2 separate regions of the Mus musculus genome follow, and region 2 is linked to region 1. The links are chromatin loops, found by intact Hi-C in ENCODE. Cell type or tissue: gastrocnemius. All regions are shown on one strand. Each heading gives the region's core, and the rest is flanking DNA. Links, peaks and the distances in the headings are about the cores only.

Evidence for each region. Peaks named below come from ENCODE experiments on the same cell type or tissue, not always from the same donor. Only the 100,000 strongest peaks of a DNase experiment are listed, where the experiment ranks them.
Region 2: a loop joins it to region 1, with 4 times the contacts of the local background. A loop is called at or near these places in 4 of 42 quality-filtered maps.

Annotation. Positions count from the first base shown.
Region 1 is chrX:14,307,674-14,319,922 of GRCm38, reverse strand. Gm25202 (a small nuclear RNA gene) reads left to right here and starts at 4,332; the gene lies at 4,332-4,522. In gastrocnemius, for the core only: a CTCF peak has its summit at 6,971; a DNase peak (open chromatin) is centred at 6,993.
Region 2 is chrX:13,705,028-13,717,276 of GRCm38, reverse strand. Cask (calcium/calmodulin-dependent serine protein kinase (MAGUK family)) reads left to right here. Exons shown (of 27, transcript NM_001284503.1): 3 at 2,506-2,611. Among named protein-coding and RNA genes, the nearest start is that of Gpr82, 50 kb to the right of the region's middle. In gastrocnemius, for the core only: no CTCF peak of the experiment used is centred there; a DNase peak (open chromatin) is centred at 6,912.

The sequences.
Region 1 (12,249 bases), core at 2,792-10,791:
GACTAAAACTGAAAAGTGAATGAAGTGAAGGACATAATCAGAAATTTGAAGAAAAATAGAAATAAAAGTAAAAGAACATATGATTTCATAGGGTAAACGTTAATCAAGCATGTTTCCTGGGCACTGTTGAAAGCCTGGTTGGGCTTTATAATCATAAATGATCACAATAATCACTTTGTCATAGGGAATCCTCCAGCAATTACAAGTTTCACAACTTACTAATATGGACATGTCAAAGGAGTGGGTTCATTGAGGATGTCATTTAGCCAATGATAGTAACTGAACAAAGGTTACTAATTATATCTCCCAGGAAATTATTATGGGGTGAGAAGCGCCTAATCTCTGTTAGCTAAAGGATTACAAGCAGAGGAGAAGTGAGGCCTCAATGGGAAAGAGAGTGGAGATATCTGGATGGATTAGGAGGTTCATTTATAATAAAGAAGTATGGATAGTGAATGTATTGGACCAATAACCAGAAAGAGTGGATTGAGTAAAATCTTTGAAAAATAACCATGGAGATGGTGTATTTTTCAATGATAATGTTTTCGATGAAGCCAGGGACTGAACAGCCAGGTTAGGTGGAAGATCTTCCATTAGGGCAATTAATGTATTCCTAGAATAATCACTATGAAAACTGTAACATAGGAGCTAAATCATTAATAAATGAGGAAGCTAACAAATAACTGGGGGAGAGACAACAGGAGGGCATCGGTCTACAGGTGACAGATGAACTGAAAGAAATCCTACTTAATCTTTAAAATGTCAAGGCTCAGACCAACTTTCTCAAAAAATGATTAATGACGAGCACATGACCTAGAAATGTGTGCATTAATCTAAATAAAGTTGATTACACTACCTTTCGACTGCTTTGGTATTCATATCAAAGTCTATATTTTTGTAAGGCTCACAATCTATTTTGAGCATTGTTGTTCAAAGATCATACACTTGCACCCATGACTGACCACAGAGGTATTTTCTTGCCTGAACTAGCAACTCAGAAAATACAGTGTTATAAAGAATATTATTCGATTGTGTATTTTTTCAAGCTCATACTGAATAAGTCCTAAAGCATCTTTACTTTGATAATACAATTGACACATCACTTCCTTCTAGCTTTACAGTTAAATGCCTCAGCCCTGTATGTGAAGTTCCAGAGACATAGCTAGACCCTTTAGGCTGTTATGAAACTCCTCTTCAGAGTCATGTAAATATGCTTGGCGGAGAATGAAGAATAGCAGGCCATTTCCATAGGTTTCCCCAGTACTTCATAACCAGCCTATGCATACTTTAGCTATTTACCTGTGATAAGGCAGATGGGTTAATTTTGAAATTAGTCATTGCACATGATTCCTTTCATGAAAATCGGCATTGAATCTTACTTTGTTGTGTCTTTCCAATGTATAATTTGAAACATTGCCATTTAATATTAGTTTCATGAGAAAGAATTCATTAGCTTTAAAACGTGAAGTAAAAGTGACTGGGTATTAACACCTTTCCAGTTATTGATATTCTCTGAGTGTATTTTCGCTCTTTTCTTGGTTCCCTTAACCTCTGTAAACTCTCCATTAACAGCTTACAGTTAAATCCCTGAGAATGCTGACTGCTTTCTTCTGGGGCCTAGACTCTGCCCTTACTAAAAAAAAATAAATAAAATTAGAAATGTAGCCAGCTTTCCACCCCTGTAGGTCTCACATCTGTGTATTCAACTAGCCAAGGAGTGAACAAATTGTTTAAAATCAAATTCCAGAAAGTTCCTAAAGCAACATCTGAATTTTCTGGATCCAAGGTGCTAGATAAATATATCTTGCTATATATAGCTTCCATCATTTATTTCACATGTACTGAGTCTGCCTAGAATTTGATGTTTAAGCTTTATGTATTTCACACATCACTTGTGTATCAGGTAGATGCAAACATCATAGGGTTACTGTCTTAGAGTTTTATTACTGTGAAGAAACACTATGACCAGGCAACTCATATAAATAAAACATTTCATTGAGGCTGGCTTAGAGTTTCAGAGGTTTAGTCCATTATCATCAAGGTGGGAAGCATGGCAGCGTCCAGGCAGGCATGGTGCTAAAGGAGCTAAGTTTTCTACATCTTGATCCCAAGGCAGCCAGGAGGAGACTCTTATGCATCCAGCCAGAAAAAGGGATCTTATTCTACACTGGGCAGAGCTTGAGTATAGTATTAGAAGCCCTCAAAGCCTGCCCACACAGTGATGCACTTCTTCCAGTAAGGCCACACCTATTCCAACAAGGCCATACCTCCTAATAGTGTTCCTTCCTATGGGTCAAACATATTCAAACCACACATTTACCTACCTACTACACAATGAACACAGAGCAGATAGGACAAATGGTGTACTGAGAACACATAGCTGATGGTGGATCATGGTAATATAGTTTGCCTGACAGTTTTTGTAACTTTACATTTAGAGTAGTGCTTTAGGACAATATAACTAGGAACATAAAGGTCTTGGTTCTTGATCTGCCTTACCAGCTCTCTTTTGGAAAATATAAAATATTCCATTACCACTAAACAGAGCTGATACCCAGCAAAAATCTGGAACAACTTGGACTTAAGGCTCAGTGTTAATCTGCTTGTTAGTTTATTGTGTTTTCATGGGAGCCTCTGGGAATGTAGCCTTTATTTTTATCACAGGAAATCTTGGCTTTTTATAAGATTTGTGTGTCAAAATATTTATTTTCAAAGAAATTTAAACCCAGTCCTTTGTGGAGTATCGAGATCACATGTTAAGGGCTATTAGGCAAAAATTGTAGAATGGCCAAAGATATCTAGAAAGTACTATGTTAAATTAAAATGAATCTTTTTGTGTGTGTAACAACCTGGGTTTGAAATGCATCAAGCATCTACAAGTACAGAATATGATATACATAGTTTCTGAACCTATATGGAATAGATGAATCTTCTGTTAAAGACATACCTCATAAGAGCTTGGGCAACATTTTCCTATGTGAGTGTTTAGTGGGGGAGGTGTAGTGGTAAGCTAGATTATAAGGTTTTCCAAGGAAGAAGTTCACTCTTCTTCAATCCCCTGGCTCTTGCTGAACCAAAACCAAGTCGCTTTGAACCCGACTAAATCGTACATCTTACTGAATTTACCCCATACACTTCATTTAAAATTTGGCACCATCCCCAACTGTCAGAGGTTTTTAATCTGGTACAAAAGGTTACAGAGGAATTTTCCTACCCATATCTGGCAGACCATGCAAAGCTTTTTAATTAACTTTAAAGGGTCTGTGAAAGTCATGTGGATGACAGGATATATAGCATGCACGTGTGTGAGCGCGCGCGCGCGCACACACACACACACAAGCAGGAGACACAGAATATAGGAATGAAAGAATCTACTGGAGCCCTTCCAAAGGCACTTCCCTGCCATTTGATGAAAAATACATTTCTTGTTTAAAATTCAAATGTACAAATTGAAAATTAAAACAGAAAATAAAACAAAGCTGAGGAATCTGTATTACAGGAAGATTACCCTTTTAGAAAGCAATACACACCAAGCCTTTTGCTGATAAAAGGATCCTCTCTCTCTACCCAGTCCCCACTTACAGATGACACAAAGCAAATAAAATTATCACAAGACAGAGTTTAAGCGACAGTGGAACATTATGATCTTAGAACTTGACATAGTAAGATCTTGAAAGCAGGAATTCAACTTGAGCAAATTCTGATGATCCTTTGACAACATGATATGTACAGGGCCTGGCAACACCAGGCTTTAAACATGCACAGTTACCCCAAATGGATCCTACTTTCTCCTCATTGCCACAAATAGGAAGCACCCAGTAGCTGTTTCAAGGATGTTTTCTCTATTTTGTTCCCTTCCTTCCAGAATGGTCATGTATGCATTCAACCCACTATGTACTGGGATGAAGGAGGCCTATTGGAGGAAGAATAATGTGTGTCGTCTGAAGACAATCTCCACCTAAATTTACAACCTCTGAGCTATGGGTTTCCTTTAGGAAAACAGGAGGGAAGCCCATGAATGAATCTACATATCAGCTAATGCTTTATGTACCTCACATATATACATGCTATTAAACTTCAAATTACTTATAGATACTTTTATGATGAGTAAAAGTAAAAATCCAACTATATACTATATTTAAATGATCATATCTTACTTATTTTCTCAATCAATGTGTACAAAAAGATCAACCTTCAGGAATAGTTTCCTTAAAAGTTTAGAATTTAAAGAGGGGATTCTATATAAAAATGGCTGCTCTATTCTTCCCAATGTTTTTAGTAAATCTGCTCTGAAATCTCCCCCACATATGACTTCTTAAAATCCCCTGATGATTGCTCGTCGGCCTTTTGGCTAAGATCAAGTGTAGTATCTGTTCTTATCAATTTAATATCTGATACTTCCTCTATCTGAGGACAATGTATTAAATGGATTTTTGGAAGTAGGAGTTGGAATAGGAGCTTGCTCCGTCCATTCCACGCATCGACCTGGTATTGCAGTACCTCCAGGAACGGTGCACCCCCTCCGGGGAATAAGAGTGGTTTGAAAAGTAGACTTCTGCAGCTTTTCTTTTGTCTGCGGTTCTTGCTTCACTATTACTCTTAGTCTGTTTCTATCGTTGCTCACTCTCTCTGTCTGAAATGACTGGCCCCTGTCACTATTTTCTGAGGTAGGCTGTTGTTGTACTCTTAGTCAGTCACTCTAGAACTCTGATTAGTTTCTTTAAATCTCTTAATAAACAGAATCTTACTCCAGACTCACTGCAAGAACAAGTTAAAGAACTATCAACTTCACACATAGACAAACAAACAAACAAACAAACAAAAACAAACAAAAAAAATCCCCTGATGAAGAATTCTTCATGGCCAAGGAAAAGGCATGCCATTATGTGTTGAATTGTTCATCATTTATTAAATTGAATCAACACTAGCACTTGGCAGTTGTAGATCGACCAACAATAGATTTTCACAGCTTTCCTGCTAACCCGTTGACTGAGAGCATCGTGGTGTGACGGGTGGAGGCTGGAATCATTTGGAAAGAATAACCTTGTCCACTATAGTAAGATATCTTTTCCTTGGTGCTGAATGGAAAAGTGGCCCCTAGTCTCATGGCATTGAATAAAATAGCTCTGGCAATCTGGTTAGGAGAGAGTGTGCTGAGGCTGGCTATTGTCAAGCAGAAGTAGGTTTTGTTTAACCTGAATCAAGACATTTAGTGCTGACACAGAAAAGTCCAAAGTGCACATCAGCAGGCATCTCTCATAATCACTTAAAGCTCTCTGGTAGTTATTACCGGCCCAGCTCTCCAGCCCCAACTGCCATTTCCTTGATGGAAGGCACTGCTTGATTTATAGCTAGGGTGAAATTATCCACCCTGAGACCGTACTAATTTTCTTATGTAACCTAAAGGAAAGTTTTGCCATTAGGGTATCACATTACAACTTTCCCAGTAGGTTCGTTCCATGAACTTTTCTGAATCTACACATTTCAAGTCATGAAAGATAAAAGAAATGTGAAGGAAAAGCAGGTGAGCTAGCTTCACATACCATCTGTCATTTCTCCTGTTGAGCTCACATCTGGCATGATTTCATGGGGCTTTCTATAACCAAGGGCTTGTTACCGGAAGAAATGAATTTTGACTTCACTCAGGGTTCCTTGCTGTCTTCATGTTGTGGCCAGATTGTATTTATACCTATGTATAAATAGATTTTATTTATTTATACCTATATTATTTTAACTATAAAATAAACAAGTAAAAGGGCTTTACACATATATACTACACAAATAAGTTCAGATATAGGTATAAGCTCATAAAGCCATACAAATAAAACAGACATCAATTGATTTACATAATGATTTAAATATACATTTGCATTTAAATGTGGTAGTCATCTGTAAAAGTTAGGTCATAGTTTAAGTGTAGCTCCCAAAGGTTCATGTGCTGGGAACTTGGTCCTCAATGTAACAATACCTATAGGTGGTGGAACCTTTAAGAATTCAGGACCAATGACAGGTGTTAAGGTCATGAGTGAAGTAACCACACAAGGTATCAATGTCACCTTATAGAAATAGGTTGTCTTGCCAGGTTAGAGAGTTTGGCTTCTTCTCTATGTCATGCTATCAAATACACACACTAACCTCAGGCATCTATTGGATCCTGCAGTTTCCCTTCCCTCAAACATTTATTCCAACAATTCATATGGTTCCAATGTGGTGGCAGTGAAGACTGTTCCCTGGACAATCCAACACTTCTTACTCATCTTCCTTGTTATACGTTTCTCCATATCACTTCCTAACTCCAGTTATGGTTTGTAATTTCATTTTAAAATGCATTTCAATTAAAACACAATTACATCATTCCCCTGTTCATGTTGCTCATTTCAGATCCTTCCATGTTCCCCTGTCACGTTCAAATTGATAGTATCATCTGCTTTTATATTTTAACTATATATGCAAAAAGTCATACATACACACACACACACACACACACACACACACACACATATATATATATATAGTCTGTTGAGTCTATTTCTGTTGCTTGTGCGAATATTCTTTCAGGAACAACTACTTTGTATTATTAAGCCTGTCAGGAGGCTCATTCCTGGCAGAGGATATTACTCTCTCTCTCTCTCTCTCTCTCTCTCAGCAGTATTATCAGTTTCCTGTTTTTCTTTGTCTAGGTGTAGGATCCCATGAGATATTCCCCCTTCTATATTAGCTTGTTTATTGAAACATCAGACTTCAGGTCTTGTTTATGCAACTATTTTTTGTTACATAATCACTAATATTGCTCCACTCTAAAGAAAAAGTGAAATTTGCTCTTTCTATTCTCCACATTTCAGAGTATTTTATAGACCTCCAAAAGATTGTATTGAGAACTCTCTAAGGTGGGTCCACTCAGGAGAGCACAGGCCTCAGAAGTGGCAGACCTTCTAAGACAGTGTCCTACGGACCTACATCTGCAGCCAGGAGGTGGGGCTGTTCCACAGCCCTCCACCAGGAGAGAACTGGTCTCTCAGGAGTGCTAACACAGTCTTACAGATTCACAGGAGGAACAAGCTCCAGCCACAGACAGCAAGAACATCTAACACCAGAGATTACCAGATGGTGAAAGGAAAATGCAAGAATCTTACCAACTGACACTAAAACTATTTGACATCATCAGAACCCAGTACTCCCAGCACAGTGGGTCCTGGATACCCCAACCACTGGAAAAGCAAGATTCAGATATAAAATCATATTTCATTATATATTTGAGATATGATTATATATCATATTATATATATATGCTGATTGAGAACTTTAAGAAGAACATTGATAACTCCCTTAAAGAAATACAGGAGAACACAGGTACACAGGTAGAAGCCATTAAAGAAGAAACAGAAAAACAGAAAAGCCCTTACAGAATTACAGGAAAACACAATGAAACATGTGAAGGAATTGAAAAAAAAAACAATCCAGGATCTAAAAATGGAAGTAGAAACAATAAAGAAATCACAAAGGGAGACAACTCTGGAGATAGAAGTCCTAGGAAAGAAATCAGGAGCCATAGATGCAAGCATTACCAACAGAAAATAAAAAATGGAAGAGATAATCTCAGGTACAGAAGATTCCATAGAAAACAATGACAAAACAATCAAAGAATATGTAAAATGCAAAAAGATCCTAACTCAAAACATCCAGGAAATATAGGACACAATGAGAAGACAAAACCTAAGGATAAAAGGGATAGATAAAAATGAAGATTTTCAATTTAAAGGGCCATTAAATATCTTCAACAAAACTATAGAAGAAAACTTCCCTAACCTAAAGAAAAGACGCCCATGAATATACAAGAAACCTACAGAACTCCAAATAGACTCAACCAGAAAAGAAATTCCTCCTGACACATAATAATCAAAATGCCAAATGCATTTTAAAAAGATAGAATATTAAAAGCAGTAAGGGGAAAAAGTCAAGCAACATATAAAAACAGACCTATTAGAATTACACCATATTTCACACCAGAGATTATGAAAGCCAGAAGTTCCTACGAATATGTCATACAGACCCAAAGAGAACACAAATACGAGCCCAGGCTACTATACCAAGCAAAACTCTCAATTAACATAGATGGAGAAACTAAGTTGTTCTATGACAAAGCCAAATTTAAACAAAATCGTGACACAAATCCAGCCCTACAAAGGGTAATAAATGTAAAACATCAACACAGGGAGGGAAACTACACACTTAAAAAAAGGCAAGAAAGAAATATTCTTTCAACAAAGCCAAAAAAATATAGTCACAGAAACATAATTCCACAAACAACAACAAAAATAAGAGGAAGCAACAATTACTTTTCTTTAATATCTTGTAATATCAATAGACTCAATTCTCCAATAAAAAGACATAGACTAACAGACTGGCTACATAAACAGGACCCAACATTTTGCTTCATGCAGGAAACCCACCTCAGGGACAAAGACAGACACTACCTCAGAGTAAAAGGCTGGAAAACACTTTCCCAAGCAAAGAGTCCCAAGGAAAAAGCTGTATTTGCCATTCTAATATCAAATAAAATCAACTTTCAACCAAAAGTTATCAAAAAGTATAAGAAGGGACACTTCATACTCATCAAAGATAAAATCTATAAAGAAGAGCTCTCAATTCTGAATATCTATGCTCCAAATGCAAAGGCATCCACAGTCATTAAAGAAACTTGAGTAAAGCTCAAAGCACACATTACACCTCACACAATAATAGTGGGAGACTTCAACACACTACTATCATCAATGGATAGATCCTGGAAACAGAAACTAAACAGAGATACAGTGAAACAAACAGAAGCTATGAAACAAATAGATTTAACAAATATCTATAGAATGTTTTATACTAAAACAAAAGAATATACCTTCTTCTCAGGACCTTAAGATACCTTCTCCAAAACTGACCATATAATCAGTCAAAAAACAGACCTCAACAGATACAAAAATATTGAAATAATCTCATGCATCCTATCAGATCACCACAGTGTTGCGGCCGCCAGCAGCTCGCAACATGAACGGTTCGACTGAGAAGGCCACTCGAGCTGTAAGAGAGGAATCTAGACGGGGCGAAAGAAGAAACGGATCTAAGACAAATTCATTCTGATCAAAGCTCAAATTTTATTGTTGTGACACTAGTTATGAAGGAAGGGGGAGGGGACCCGATTCCCGCCGAATAATCTCTGGTCCAGTAGAAAGGTGCACGTGTGTGGCTCCGCAGGTTCTAGAAGTGGGCGTGGCAGAACGAATGAGCAGGAAGCTCCACCCCTGAGCAAGCAGGTTTCAGGCTGGGGGAGGGGAGACTACACCACAGAGTAAGGCTGATTTTCTTTTTTTTTTTTTTTTTTTTTTTTTTTGGTTTTGGTTTTTTCGAGACAGGGTTTCTCTGTATAGCCCTGGCTGTCCTGGAACTCACTTTGTAGACCAGGCTGGCTTCGAACTCAGAAATCCGCCTGCCTCTGCCTCCTGAGTGCTGGGATTAAAGGCGTGCGCCACCATGCCCAGCATAAGGCTGATTTTCAATAACAACATGAATAATAGAAAGCCAAAGTTGAGCCAGGCATGGTGGCGCACGCCTTTAATCCCAGCACTCGGGAGGCAGAGGCAGGCGGATTTCTGAGTTCGAGGCCAGCCTGGTCTACAGAGTAAGTTCCAGGACAGCCAGGGCTACAGAAAAACCCTGTCTCGAAAAACCAAAAAAAAAAAAAAAAAGTTGACATGGAAGCTGAAGAACACTCTACTCAATGATAACTTGGTCAAGGAAGAAATAAAGAGATTAAAGACTTTTTAGAGTTTAATGAAAATGAAGCCACAACTTACCCAAACTTTAAAAACACAAGGAAAGCAGTCCTAAGGGGAAAACTCATACCTCTGAGTGCCTCCAAAAAGGATCTGGAGAAAGCATACACTAGTAGCTTGACAGCACACCTAAAAGCTCTACAAAAAAAGCAAGCAAGTTAACCCAAGAGTAGTAGAGAGGAAATAATCAAACTCAGGGCTGAAATCAACCAAGCAGAAACAAACAAACAAACAAACAAACAAACAAAAAACTATTCAAAGAATCAACTATGAACCAGCAGCTGGTTCTTTGAGAAAATCAACAAGATAGATTAAACCCTTAGCCAGACTAAATAGAGGGCACAAGGACAGGATCCTAATTAACAAAATCAGAAATGAAAAGGGAGACATAACAACAGAATCTGAGGAAAGCTAAAATATCATCATGTCCTACTACAAAAGCCTATACTCAACACAACTATAAGACCTCAATGAAATAGACAATTTTCTAGACAGATACCAGGTACCAAAGTTAAATCAGGATCAGATTAATGATCAGTCCCATATTCCCCAAAGAAATAGAAGAAGTCATTAATAATAAAAAAAAAAAAAAGCCAAGAACCAGGTGAGTTTAGTGCAGAGTTCTATGAGACCTTCAAAGAAGACCTAATTCCAATGCTTCTCAAAATTTTCCACAAAACTGAAACAGGAGGTACTCAACCCAATTCTTTCTATGAAGCCACAATTACTCTGATACCTAAACCACACAAAGACCCAACAAAGACAACTTCAGACCAATTTCCCTTATGAAGATGGATGCAAAAACACTCAATAAATTTCATGCCAACTGAATCCAAGAACACATCAAAATAAACATCCATCATGATCAAGTAGGCTTTATTCCAGGGATGCAGGGATGGTTTACTATACAGAAATCCATCAATGTAATCCACTCTACAAACCAACTCAAAGACAAAAAACACATGATCATCTCCTTAGATGCTGAGAAAGCATTTGACAAAATCCAACACCCATTCATGGTAAAAAGTCTTGGAAAGATCAGGAATTCAAGGCCCATACCTAAACATAAAAAAGCAATATACTGCAAACCAGTAGCCAACATCAAACTAAAGGGAGAGAAATTTAAAGCAATCCTACTAAAATCGGGACTAAACAAGGCTGCCCACTCTCCCCCTACCTATTCAATATAGTACTTGAAGTCCTAGCCAGAGCAATTAAGCTGCAAAAGGAGATCAAAGGAATATAAATTGGAAAGGAAGAAGTCATAATAACACTATTTGCAGATGACATGATAGTATGCATAAGTGACCCCAAAAATTCTACCAGAGAACTCCTAAACGTGATTAACATCTTAAGTGAATTAGCTGGATATAAAATTAACTCAAACAAATCAGTGGCCTTTCTCTACACAAAGGATAAACAGGCTGAGAAAGAAATTAGGGAAGCAAAACCCTTCACTATAGTCACAAATAATATAAAATACCTTAGTGTGACTCTAACTAAGGAAGTGAAAGAACTGTATGTTAAGAACTTCAAGTCTTTGAAGAAAGAAATCGAAGATCTCAGAAGATGGAAAGATCTCCCATGCTCATGGATTGACAGGATTAATATAGTCAAAATGGCTATCTGGTCGAAAGCAATTTACAAATTCAATGCAATCCCCATCAAAATGCCAACTTAACTCTTCACAGAGTTAGAGCAATTTTCAAATTCACCTAGAATAACAAAAAAACCTAGGATAGCCAAAATTATTCTCAACAATAAAAGAACCTCTGGTGGAATCATCATCCCTGATTTCAAGCTGTATTACAGAGCAATTGTGATGAAAACTGCATGGAACTGGTACAATGACAGACAGAATGGAATAGAATTGAAGATCCAGAAATGAACCCACACATTTATGGTCACTTGATCTCTGACAAAGGAGCTAAAACCGTCCAATGGTAAAGAGATCACATTTTTAATAAATGGTGCTGCCTCTACTGGCACTTAGCATGTTGAAAAATGTAAATTGATCCATTCTTATCTCATTGTACAAAGCTCAAATGTAAGTGGATCAAGGAAATCCACATAAAACCAAACACACTGAAACTTATTGAGGAGAAAGTGAGGAAGAGCCTTGAACATATGGGCATATGGGAAAAATACCTGAAAAGATCACCAATGCCTTGGGCTGCAAGATCAAGAATTAACAAATGGGACCTCATAAAATTGCAAAGCTTCTCTAAGTCAAAGGACATTGTTAATAAGACAAAAAGGCAAACAACAGATTGGGAAAAGATCTTTACCAATCCTAAATCTGATATATATAGGATATACATCCAATATATATATATATAAACTTAAGAAAATGGACTCCAGAAAACCAAGTAACTCTATTTAAAAATGGGGTAAAGAGCTAAACAAAGAATTCTCAACTGAGGAATAA
Region 2 (12,249 bases), core at 2,779-10,778, 600 kb after region 1:
TCGGTACTTGGTATGCAGGTGGAAGAGACAAAGACAGGATTCACACCATTTCTGACTCCAGATTCTGTGCACTTCTTATCAGTGCAGGGCCACTGAATGCCTCAAACAGTGTTGCCTTCACAACCACAGGGAGCAAATAAGCAGAAGTTGCTTTGGCCCAGCCATTTCTTCTACTAGTTTTTCTTCCTTCCAGATTCTTTATCTGGGATCACACCCACATCCATAACACTGCATAATGTAAAGCTTGTTGACTTTGGAGTCAGGGTTCAAAGCTCACTCCTGTAATAGCTGTCGAGCTGTGTGATCTTGAACAGGTTTCCAATCCTGAGGGAGTTTCCTCATCAGCAATGTACCTACCTCACAGAATGGTTGGAATTTTCAGCTCAGTGAGAGAAATGATAAATTTTAATCTAACATTAAACAATGGTCTCTTGTATACCAAGTTCAGCCCTGACCTGCCACATCCTTCCATAGCCTGGGTTCCAAGACCCTGCCTAGGAGTGATGAGGGAAGAAAAACGGACAGATACAAGAAAAGATGGGATCAAGTGGTCTGTGTTCTAGGATGGAGAAGCTGTAGTACTCCCCCAACCCCCAAGCTCAGCATAATTATAATCTACAGCTGAATCAAAGAGGCAGGGCTTATGGTATACAGCTAAATCAAGCAGGCATGCTTAGCAATCATAACAGCAACTGTGTCTGAACAGAAACAGTCCTCAAGCTGTAAACATTGTGTGGAGGAGAGAGAAAGCTACTGTGTGCATTTTCTGCATACACTTTCACATGCACACTTGAACCAGGAGGGAAAGCTTTGCCATTTCCTTGAGCCTAAGCCAAGAGAAGTGTTTCCATTTCCCACGGGTCTAAGGCATTGGAGTCCTTGCCATGTATGCCCTTGTCAACCACACACATTCACTCGGGACTTCATTTGCTCCCTACATATCCACCTTCTTTATTTCTTAGATGTTCAACATTCCCACTTGGACCCCAGGAAGGCTTTGCCATCCCTCTGAGCCTCACTTGGGGAAGGCTGTGCCACTCCCGTGGGTCTGGAACTTTTGGGTCCTAGACACAGCTGTGCACATGCCAATAGCACACGTTCACTCAGGACTTCCCTAGTTCCTGACACTGACTGACCTCTCCTTGGAACTTTACCAGCTCAGAATGTTCATGGCTTTTTCTCAGATTCCAACCTTTATATACCTTTATTTTCTCTATGTGCTTGACTTTATTAACATTGTATTATTGATCTTTCCGTTTCTCATGGTACCTATTCTGTACTGCCTTCTTTTCTTTATGTTGCCTGTATGTGAGTAGGTTTTGTAAGGTTTTATCTGCAACCATTACTCTTGATGACAGGACTAAGTTTGAATTAATAAACAAAAAAAGAGTTCATGTTGTCTATTGCATTGTGCAGTGTGGACTTGGTACTCTCTTGTCTCCCCTTCTACTTTCAGATATAACAACACCACATTGTATTTTATGCATCAGCAAACAGGTTTAGCACTATTAGTAGTGGAAGACTTTAGTTATATATAAAACAAGTGATGTCCCTGCCCAACATTAATGTGAGGATGTTGATATTAATTTTGTTTTCCAAATAGGATTATTTTGTTGTTGTTTTGTAGTTGTTATTGTTATAAGATATTGTCTCATGTAGCCCAGGTTTGCCTTAAACTCACCATCTAGGTATAGGTAGCCTTGAACTCCTGATCCTCCTACCTCCACCTTCCAAGTGCTAGGATTACAAAGAGATGCTACCATGCCCAGCTGCAAACAGTACTTTCATCTTATACATGGTAGTGCTACCTGCATTATCTGTTTGTTCTTTTAAAGATCCTGAGTTAGTCAACATGTTTTGTAGATAATATTTTAAAATTCCCCAGGCTAGAGCTGTAATTTAACAACAGACCAAATATTTATAATACAGAAGACCCTGAAATCCTTTTCCATCACTGCAAAACCTAATCAGTTGATTCATCCTAACTTTAGCTGTGGGAACAGTGCCTTTTTGTGTAAACCATACTATTTCTTATTATATTCCACATAAATTCTGTGAAATGTCTCTAAGTGCTATATTTTATTCTTATCTGGCTTAAGGAAAAGTAAGATAAAGGTAAAATTCAAAACAATAAATTGAGTTACTTATCAGCAGATCAAGGAGAAGTTATCAATTTGGAGGCTGAAACTTGACTGGAAGAGTTTGTGGGAATATACATGCACTTATTTTACTTTGGGACAAGCTGATTCTGTGCACAAAGGAATGAGAACCTTTATTAGTAAAAGCTTCCTCCCATATCTGGATGGAAGCTGACAAAGATGGAATGTTGTATTGCCATAGATGTGAAAGGGTGAGAAGATAAGCTTAGTTTAAATGGGGGATTTCATCTTTTTAGACAGAGAAGTCTTCATGTTACCATAGATCACATCCATCCATTCATTCATCCTTCACTCTAATTGTCTCTTGTTCCTACCTAATGAAGTGTGCTGTGTGTTTGTTTTGCAGATCTAAAGCGGGAAGCCAGTATCTGTCATATGCTGAAGCATCCACACATTGTAGAGCTGTTGGAGACATATAGCTCAGATGGGATGCTTTACATGGTTTTTGAATTGTGAGTGGACATTTTATTTCTCGAGTAAAGTTTTAAGTGATATTGGTTGCAGAAAATCTTAACACCTTTTTCTTCAAGTTTAGCAACAGTTGTGGACTCATCTGATTCAAGAGACCTGGAGTCACAGGTAAAAAACAAGGACTTTCTCATTTAAGGACAAATGGCAAAGGCAACAAAAGCTGGCCATACCAAGTACGCTTACATTGTCAGTACTCTTCAGAGAAGAGGCTCTAAAATGACCTAGAGTCTCCCAAAATCTTGAGTTTGGATCTTAGTGAAGAAGAGGAAGATGAAAGTAGAGGATTCCACATAGAAAGTCTCTCTGGCAACTCAAAATGTATAATAACACACATAACTTTCTCTTTTTATGTAATCATATTGCCATAAAAGGAAACTTCTCCACTAACAGTGTCTTGATTTCAATATGCTACTTCACTTTGACAGTCACATAAGTTTGTTTAAGATGGAGCAGTGTGAGCCAAGCACAACTAAATAATCTATAGATGCTTGGATAAATGTTCAAAGAGATTATGTAAAGCTTTATGGGATATCATTATTCAATATTTTGTCTTTAATCTCTTTCTATTTAAAATTAACCCATGACTTTGATTAGGAAAATAGAAAAAGGAAGATAACCAGCTTCACTATTCAAGATATCAAAATAAGATGATGTATTCATGTATTCATTGTCTATTGCTTCATAATACATTACTCTAAACTTTAGTGACTTTTAAGCAATATCCATGTATTACCTCACTCTCTGAGCATCAGGAATGAAGTTCAACTTAGATAAGTCTTCTGGCTCTAGATCACTCACAAGATGCTAAGTTAAGGGCCAGAGCATCTTAAGACTCTACTGAGGGTGGATGTGCTTCCAATTTCATTCACATGGCTGCTAGCAATCATGTAATGAGTGAGGACCTCAGTTCCCAAGAGCCATTGGCCAGAGGCATTCCTTTGTCCCTTGTCATTGGACCTCTTCATAAATTAGGATGGCTACTAGCTTTGACAGAGCAAGCAACAAAAATAGACATCAACCTTAGAACCTAATTCCAAAAGTTGCACAACATCTCTTCTGGCATATTGTATTATCTAGAAATGAGTCATTGGATCAAGCTCACATACCAAGACCTACATAGCAAGAAGTGGGAACCTCAGGGAGGCATTTTACAAGTTGCACCCTATAGAAGGCTCACTAATACTTTACCTATCTATGTAGAAGTTTGAATCTAAAGAACTGAAACAAAGAAACTCAAATTGAAGAAAAGTTCAGCTACATAAGTGACTTTTTACTGGGAAAGATGTAAATGTTTTGATTAGTTGTTTGCAATAGCTTAGAAATCCTAAATAGAATCTTAGGCCACATTAATTAGAAAGTATATAGAATTCAAAACAAAGCCACACTCCCACCCTTACACACTACTTTTTCACCCTGGAGTATTCATGGTTAGCAATACACCGCAGTGTTTATAGAAAAGGATCACCAGAACAAAAACACGCGGAAAGTCCATTAGGGTAGAGTCACCGTCTTCTAGCATGCTAGAATTTTGAGCTGGGTCTGCTATAAGTTGATATATAAAAACTTCTATTATGGAGCTAGAGAGATGACTTAGAGGTTAAAAGCACTGGCTGCTCTTGGAGAGGACCTGGGTTAGATTCCTGGCACCCACGTGGCAGCTCACAACTATTTGTAACTCCAATTGCAAGAGATCCCTTGCCCTCTTCTGGCCTCTGTAGGCACCAGACATGTATGTGGTACATAGACATATATACAAGAAAAATACCTATGTATAAAATAAAATCTAAAATAAAAATTAAATCTTTTATTGTAAGAAAATTTCTTTCAACACTTTGAATGTTCTTTTAGCTATATTTCCTTCACATTTAAGGAAGTATGTACTATGTGATCTACCTAGCAAAGGAAATCCTATGTCATAGAGCCAGTCAGACTTGATTTCTGTCAAAGAAAAAAGTCTAACTTTTTTTAAAATAAAATTAAAACATTAATAGACATCCCAATGACATTCGTCTAAGTGTTGATTTTAAATTCTAAAATAGTCCAAGCTCTCTTATGAACACATTATCTAGCTATGAGGTGCGAGCTCCTTTCATTCCTCAGGGCTAGGCTTTGCTTCTAGGCTACTTCTAGGGGCTTTGCATTCCCTGACTGTCTGTGAAGATAGGCAGACTTTAGAGGATAGGGGAGAGAACTTGCTCTTTTGAGAAGGCAGACTGTAAATCCAGAAATATGAAAGGAAAAGTAACACCATAGAATTTGTTTTCAGGCAGACTAGGTTATGGTAAGGGAGGAAATGGAAATTAATTGCTTTAAAACATCCTAGTTCTGGAGCCCAGCAGGATGGCTTCACTGGGTAAAAGCTCTGGCCGTGCTGCCCAGTTCTGATGACCTGAGTTAAATCCCCACCACATAATAGCCTGGCAGCTGTCAAGCAAGCTAGCCTGAAGTAGAGTATATCAGAAACAAGGGAGACCCTGCCTCCACAAAGTAGAAAGTGAGAAGCAACTCTTGGAAGTTGTCCTCTGACTTCCACATGCATAGTGTGGTGCTCAGGATAATAATAGGTAATTTTTTTAAAAAAAAAAATCTAGTTCAGATGTCCCTTGGAAAGGCTTTTGAGTACTTCTAGACATACTTAAATCCCAAATGAAGTGCTGTGGCATGGAAGAGCTCTTAAACACATTGAAGTTGGGCTGAAGAGATGGCTCAGAGGTTAAGAGCACTGGCTACTCTTCCAGAGGTCTTGAGTTCAGTTCTCAGCAACCCCACCTACAGTGTATTCATATAAATACAAATAAATACACCTTAAAAATATCATTGGAATCATAGATGCCCATAAATGTATTGATTTTCATATTCTAAGATACCTATATAGGGAAAACATAATCAGTATCTGCAGTTATTTGAAAAACTGTGATCTGTAAGAATATGTGCTTGTTCACTGTGGCATTAGAGGCCACCACTAGAATCAACAAGAGACAAATTTCACCTTTAAGTAAGAAAGGTTCTCTAATGATAAGATTTAGTCCAGGAATGAAGCCACTGTCAATTTTTAAATTCACATTACATCCCAATTGCAGCCCCCTCCCACCTCTCCTCCCTGTCCTGCTCTTACAAATCCTTCACCCCATCAACCCCTCCCTTCACAGGGCACACACTTGCCTCCTTGCACTCAAAAGGATCTGTAGCCATCCAAAATGGCTGAAGGTAGAGGGCCTTACTTTGAGACTAGAGAGGATCTCTAACTTCTCACTCAATTTTAAGATGATTCTTTTAAAATCACTTTTCTGGTTTAATTTTATTCTTCCCTCAAGAACTCTGTTTCTATCCATATTTTTATTCTGAGGGAACTAAAAGCAGATTTAATCATATATCTTAAAATGACAAGCAAAGAAAGCAACATGTTAAAATTTACCTAAATTTTGATCCCCATTCTGCTTGTATCAGGGCCCTAAAATAACACTAGTAGAGAGAAGATGGTCTTTGTTGTCATAAAATCTAGGATTTGGGCTTCTTAGTATTGATGCAGTCCTTATGAGATTTTTGTGGCTGATTTTATATACTGTTGTGATTAAAACAATCCAATGACTGAAGATGACATCTCATTAAAGATTAACATTTATCAATAGCCTAATCCTAATCTTAGCCTAAATTAATAGAATGTAGCTATTCTCTTTTTTTCACCTTCTGTTTTGGGAATTTTCAAATGAAAGGGAGACTAATATAACGAAAGTCAGCACTGAGCTCTAGCAGTTATGAAAACATTTGTCATTCTCTGTTCAAACTATCCTTTCCTGTTATCATTTGCCACTGTAGATTGCTACAGCAGTTTCATTTCACCAGAAACACTCCTGTTTTAAATGATAACACTATTATCATGCCTAACAAAATCACCAATAATTTCTCAATATCATATCTTATTAACTTGACATTCAGTTTTTCCTAATTGAACATGAATCTTAAATGACAGCTATCTAAATTTAGAACTTTTTTATGAGCTCTAGGGATCTGAAAGTAGATTATAAATTCACAGCTAAATTAACAGTGATTTCTTCTTAAAAGGCCAGAACCAAAATAGAAATATCAAACTCTTCTTCTCTACCATTATTTTATAAATCTATCTTCACAGCTATCTTTGCTCAGTTTCTCTACCTCTTGATCTTTTGGATTCAAAGGATCAAACCAGAAAGAGGTTACTCTAAAACTACTCTAAACTGTGATCCTATGTATGGCTCACAGAGCAATGCTGGTACACTTGTGTATGCCTCCACCTACTGGCCCAGAAAGAGAATGCATCTACAGCTGCAGTGTGGATTAAGCTATTCCAGAATCCGGTCCATATTTCTGGCAATAGATGTAAGCTCCCCTGGCATTCAAGGGCTCATTGCTCAAGTTACGAGGGATCTGGATCATTTGCACAGTTTTATAATGTTACATCAATACATAATAGATAGGGAAAGAGGAAAGAAATCAAATTAGGCCCATTGATTTTCTTGTTTCATGGCTTTCTGGAAGCTCTTATGAAGGAAAAAGCTAGACTGAAGAACATATTTGGATTACCAGCATGTTTTTATATTTGGTATCCATATCTGTCTTTTCCTCCGTCTATGTGTGTCCAATACTCCTTCTAATTTGCACTCATGAACTTATATGGCATAATTATGTTGTTGGATATTAGAAAATCCTAGGAAATAGTTGATATATGCATGACTAGAAATAGTGTGCTTAGAATTGAGAACAAAACACCCATGGAAGGAGTTACAGAGACAGAGTTTGGAGCTGAGACAAAAGGATGGACCATCTAGAGACTGCCATACCCAGGGATCCATCCCATAATCAGCCTCCAAATGCTGACACCATTGCATACACTAGCAAGATTTTGCTGAAAGGACCCAGATAGAGCTGTCTCTTGTGAGGCTATGCCGGGGCCTAGCAAACACAGAAGTGGATGCTCACAGTCAGCTATTGGATGGAGCACAGGGCCCCCAATGGAGGAGCTAGAGAAAGTACCCAAGGAGCTAAAGGGATCTGCAACCCTATAGGTGGAACAACAATATGAACTAACCAGTACACCCCAGAGCTCGTGTCTCTAGCTGCATATGTATCAAAAGATGGCCTAGTCGGCCATCACTGGGAAGAGAGGCCCATTGGACTTGCAAACTTTATATGCCTCAGTGCAGGGGAACGCCAGGGCCAAGAAGTGGGAGTGGGTGGGTAGGGGGTTGGGGGGAGGGTATGGGGGACTTTTGGGATAGCATTTGAAATTTGAAATGTATATAAAGAAAATATCTAATAAAAAAAGAAAAAAAAAGAAATAGTGTGTAAATATAAGGCATACTTAAATATAGACTCATAGAACCAGAATTGTAGAACTGGAAAGGATTTAGAGCAGTAGATTTCCAAACTTAGAATGCCTAGTTCAAGCTGGTCTTAGTGGCACTTACCTTTAATCCCAGAATTTGAGAGGCAGAGGCAGGTGGATTTCTGAGTTGGTGGCTAGAATGAGTTCCAGAACTCCCCAAAGCTACACAAAAAAACTCTATCTTGGGAAGGAAGAAGGGAGGAGGGAGGGAGACAGAAAGGCAGAAAATAAATCCTGTGTAGAGTATCTTAGGCAAGCATGTATCTAGGTCCCATACCTGAGTTCAATTTGAACAGATGCAGTCTTCATGGCACCAGGTGAGAGACGTGACCTTTAAAGCAGGAGTAATGCTTAGAGAGTATATTGTTAATCCCCTAGCACTCACAGGAAGACAGTTGACAAGTGTGTGTGCTGGCACTATATCCATTGCTTTGGGATTATTCTTAAATATGAACCTGTTTGTAGTGATTTGCCAAACTTATTTTAAAATATAGATTCAGATTTGAAGATAGGGCTGAGTTGTGTTTCCCCCTCCAAAAAAAATTTAAATATTTGTTTCTCAGTAGCACATTCAGGCTTGTTTTTAGTAGTGTCTGGTACTTGAGTTAAGCTGTAAATCCTAAATTGGCTGGCTAAGGAATTTTAATTACCTTATTATAGTGTGATTACATATACCACAGGGAGAATTTTACAGTAATTAAATATGGATTTTAAACACGTCTGACATGAAAACAATAGTTTTTTTATCTTTTAAAATAACATTCTCAGTTTGTATTTTTGAAGCTTACAAAGGAGATAATAGGCTGGAACTGCTCTTTTTGACTTTAATTTTTTTGTCTGATATGAATTCATGGGGAAGAGAATGTGTGTGAAATTCATTAACTAAGTGGAACTAATTATTACTTACCAGCGAAGTTGCCACTTAAGCAAAAATGTCTCTGTCTCCTATCATACAATGAAAATCTGGACTGTAGCATCTTAATTTATTTAAATGTATACATCTCAAATAGCCTTCTCTAGTCTGTTTGATATTTTTATGTATGATGATGCAGATTACTATTTTTGTGAAGCACAGTGACATTTTTCTTGATTCTTGGTCAAAATTTTTCATCGATTTTTTTTTGTTGTTGTTGTTGTTGTTCTGAATACCATTTCAGGGTCCCCAAGACTACTCTTGGGTTGATGCTTCACTTAAAAGATTAAAAGGATGCAATGTTACTGTATCCATGGATGATTTATTGCAACAAAAGGAAATGGTGCATAAGATCCAGGGAACAAGCTTCCCATGGTCTTTTCCAGCAATTCAATTGTGACCTGCTGCCAACCAGAGAATCTCATTTGAGACGTAATGCCCAGAGTCTTTATTCAGGGGTGGCTGCATAGGTACCCTATACCTGGCATGTACCCAGACTCCCCAAACCCAACTAGATTTTCAGCATAAACAAAACTCCTGTTTGCAGTTTAGATGCAGGCAGTCATTCCTTTCAGTTAGTGAGATAAGAACTTCCTGAGGTTCAAGCCCTCAGATGCCTGCCTATCAGGGCCAACATTGGAAGTGGGCATGTCAGAACTTTCACAAGATCTGCTATGGTAATCCTATGTAAACTAAAACAGAGAAATAGGAGATGGATTTTTTAATTGGTTAACTCGCTCCACAAACCAAATGTAATTGCTTATGAAGATAATTATAAGCTTTGGGTTTGGAGTTGTTTTTAACTTTTAAGTGTAATTATGGTATCATTTTAACACGTAGTAGAAAAAAATTAGGTGGCCAGATCACTGAAGCAAATCATTAGTTGAGATTTTATAATGTAGCAGGGATTTTAAGCTTCTAAGTTATATTTGAAAACAAAGAATACTCTGATACTATTATTAGAAAAATACATTTGAAATTGTCGCTCTAGTAATTTTTGTTCAGCATATTAAATCTGATCTTCAATCAAATAAAATAATTTTAATTAATGATATGCCGATACCATAGGATTAATTCAGTTGATTTTTTTTCTGGAATTTAAAAGTACAATTAATCTTAAAAAATTATAAATAATTTTAAGTATATAAAATTGGTACAATATACCTACTTTGTACCAATTGACAAATGGTTAAAAATTATAATGTCACAAAAAAATGTCACTCACAAACCTTCATCAGTGGCGTGTTTAGGATTATTTTTTTCTACTTAATAGCCTTATACATTTTTGTGACATTGATTTTTTGAGAATAGTGTTTTATGACTGCAGTAAGATACCTAGAGGTGCATATACCACATTTAATTTGATAATCTCCTTATTAGAAATGATGCTGTATTTAATATTCTTTTTAATATAATATTTTAATATATTAATATTTAATATATTATATATAAATATTTAATAAGTGTTCATTATTTTATTGTTGTATATGTCTGAGTATTTGGCCTGAGTGTATATCTGCATACCATGTACATGTCTGGTACCTATAGAGGCCATCAGATCCCTTAACAGACAGTTGTGAGATGCTATTTCAGTGCTGAGACTCATCCCAGTCCTCTAGAAGAGCAGCCAGTGCTCTTAACTACTAAGCCATCTAGAGAGAGAGAGAGAGATTGATTCATCCTTGATAATTCAATAACCCACTAAGTACAGTTTGTGCTGACCTTATACTCATGAGTGTAAGGCCATCCACAGGAGCATGGTCCACCTACCAGGGGCCACACCTTTAAAGAAAATTGACTGTCTCTCGCCCAGCAGGTGTCAACTGGCAATAACTGTTACTCAGCTAGGGGTAGGTACTTGTAAGCCTCTTCCTCCTCCATGCTCGAATGAATTCTATACAGATCATCTGCGGGCAGCCACAACTGCTTCAGTCTTGTTATGTCCAGAAGACAACTGTTTAGCTCAGGTTCCCCCTGACCTCTACCTTTTACAATCTCTCTGCCCTCCCATCCACAACAGTACCAGAGCCTTGAAGGTGGGGCTCTGAAATAAATGTCCCATTTATGACTGAGCATACCACAGATACTTGACAATTAATATTACAATTACTTAAACAGAATTACTAGGTAATCAGAATATGACTATTAACAAACATAATATTCATAGATTTAAGTTAATACATATACCATATTTAGAATAATACATGCACATAAATACAGACTAGGGAATTATTCTAAAAGGAACATCCACATAGCTACAACCACATCAAGAAATAAAAATAATTGCCAACATTTCTGTAGCCTTAATTCTAAGTCTTTGTGACCATAGCCCCTTTTTCTGTACGACAGCTTTAATATGCATGTCATTTTTATGCTTATCCAGCTGTCTCATCCAAATAAGCAGCATGCATAATGTAATTCACTGCCCCTTGTTTTTCTATGAAGTCACACAGTGTATATTTTAGATCTATAAGACTCATCCAAGTTGCTTTGTGCATCTATTCCTTTTCATCACTATACAGCAAGCATTGCAATGAACAGACTTTCAGTATTTATTCATTTTAAAGTTAATGAATATCAGGGAAAGCCCTAGCTTTCCTTGAACTGCCGTCATTTCAGCATGTTGTTGGTCATTACTAATAGCGCCTTCTCCTTACACTCATTATCTATCCTGTACTGTATAGCCCTCCTGATACTTAGTGATGCCAGATTTTTTTTTTTAATTTTGCTAATTGGGATGAAGTTTTTCCTCATTGCCCTTTCTGATTGCCACTTGTAATCCTCTATCTTCATTCTTTTAGTTTTGTTTTGTTTAATAAAAGAGACTTTGGTAGTTTTAATCTAATGTAATCGTCACTTGTTTTGCTTTTTGTTAGCATTTTTGTGTCTGAAGAATCATTTACCAAGCCTGAGAAAATGGATATTTTCTCTTGTATTTTATCATCCATCTGGAATTGATTTGAGATACACTGTAAAATAGCAGTCCAATTTCATGTCTTTCCATACGGAGATTCAATTGTCCCAGCAGTTATTAAAAAACCTGCTCTGTGGTATAGCCTTTACCATAAATCAAACACCATATATGAATGATTGTTTCCAGGCACAGTTCGAGCCCATTGGCTTGCTTGCATGCCTGGCATTGTGCCAAGACTCTGTTGTCTTATGAGTTCTGGAACCTTGTAGAGTCAGTCCTTCCAGCTACATTCCTTTACAGGCATGCTTGGAGGACATACTTGGCTCTGAATTCTCTAAAAATGTTTTAGAATATGGCCATGAGTTTCCACCAAAAAAAAAAAAAAAAATAGAACTATTGGCAGTTTTGACATTAATGTTTATATTTAATC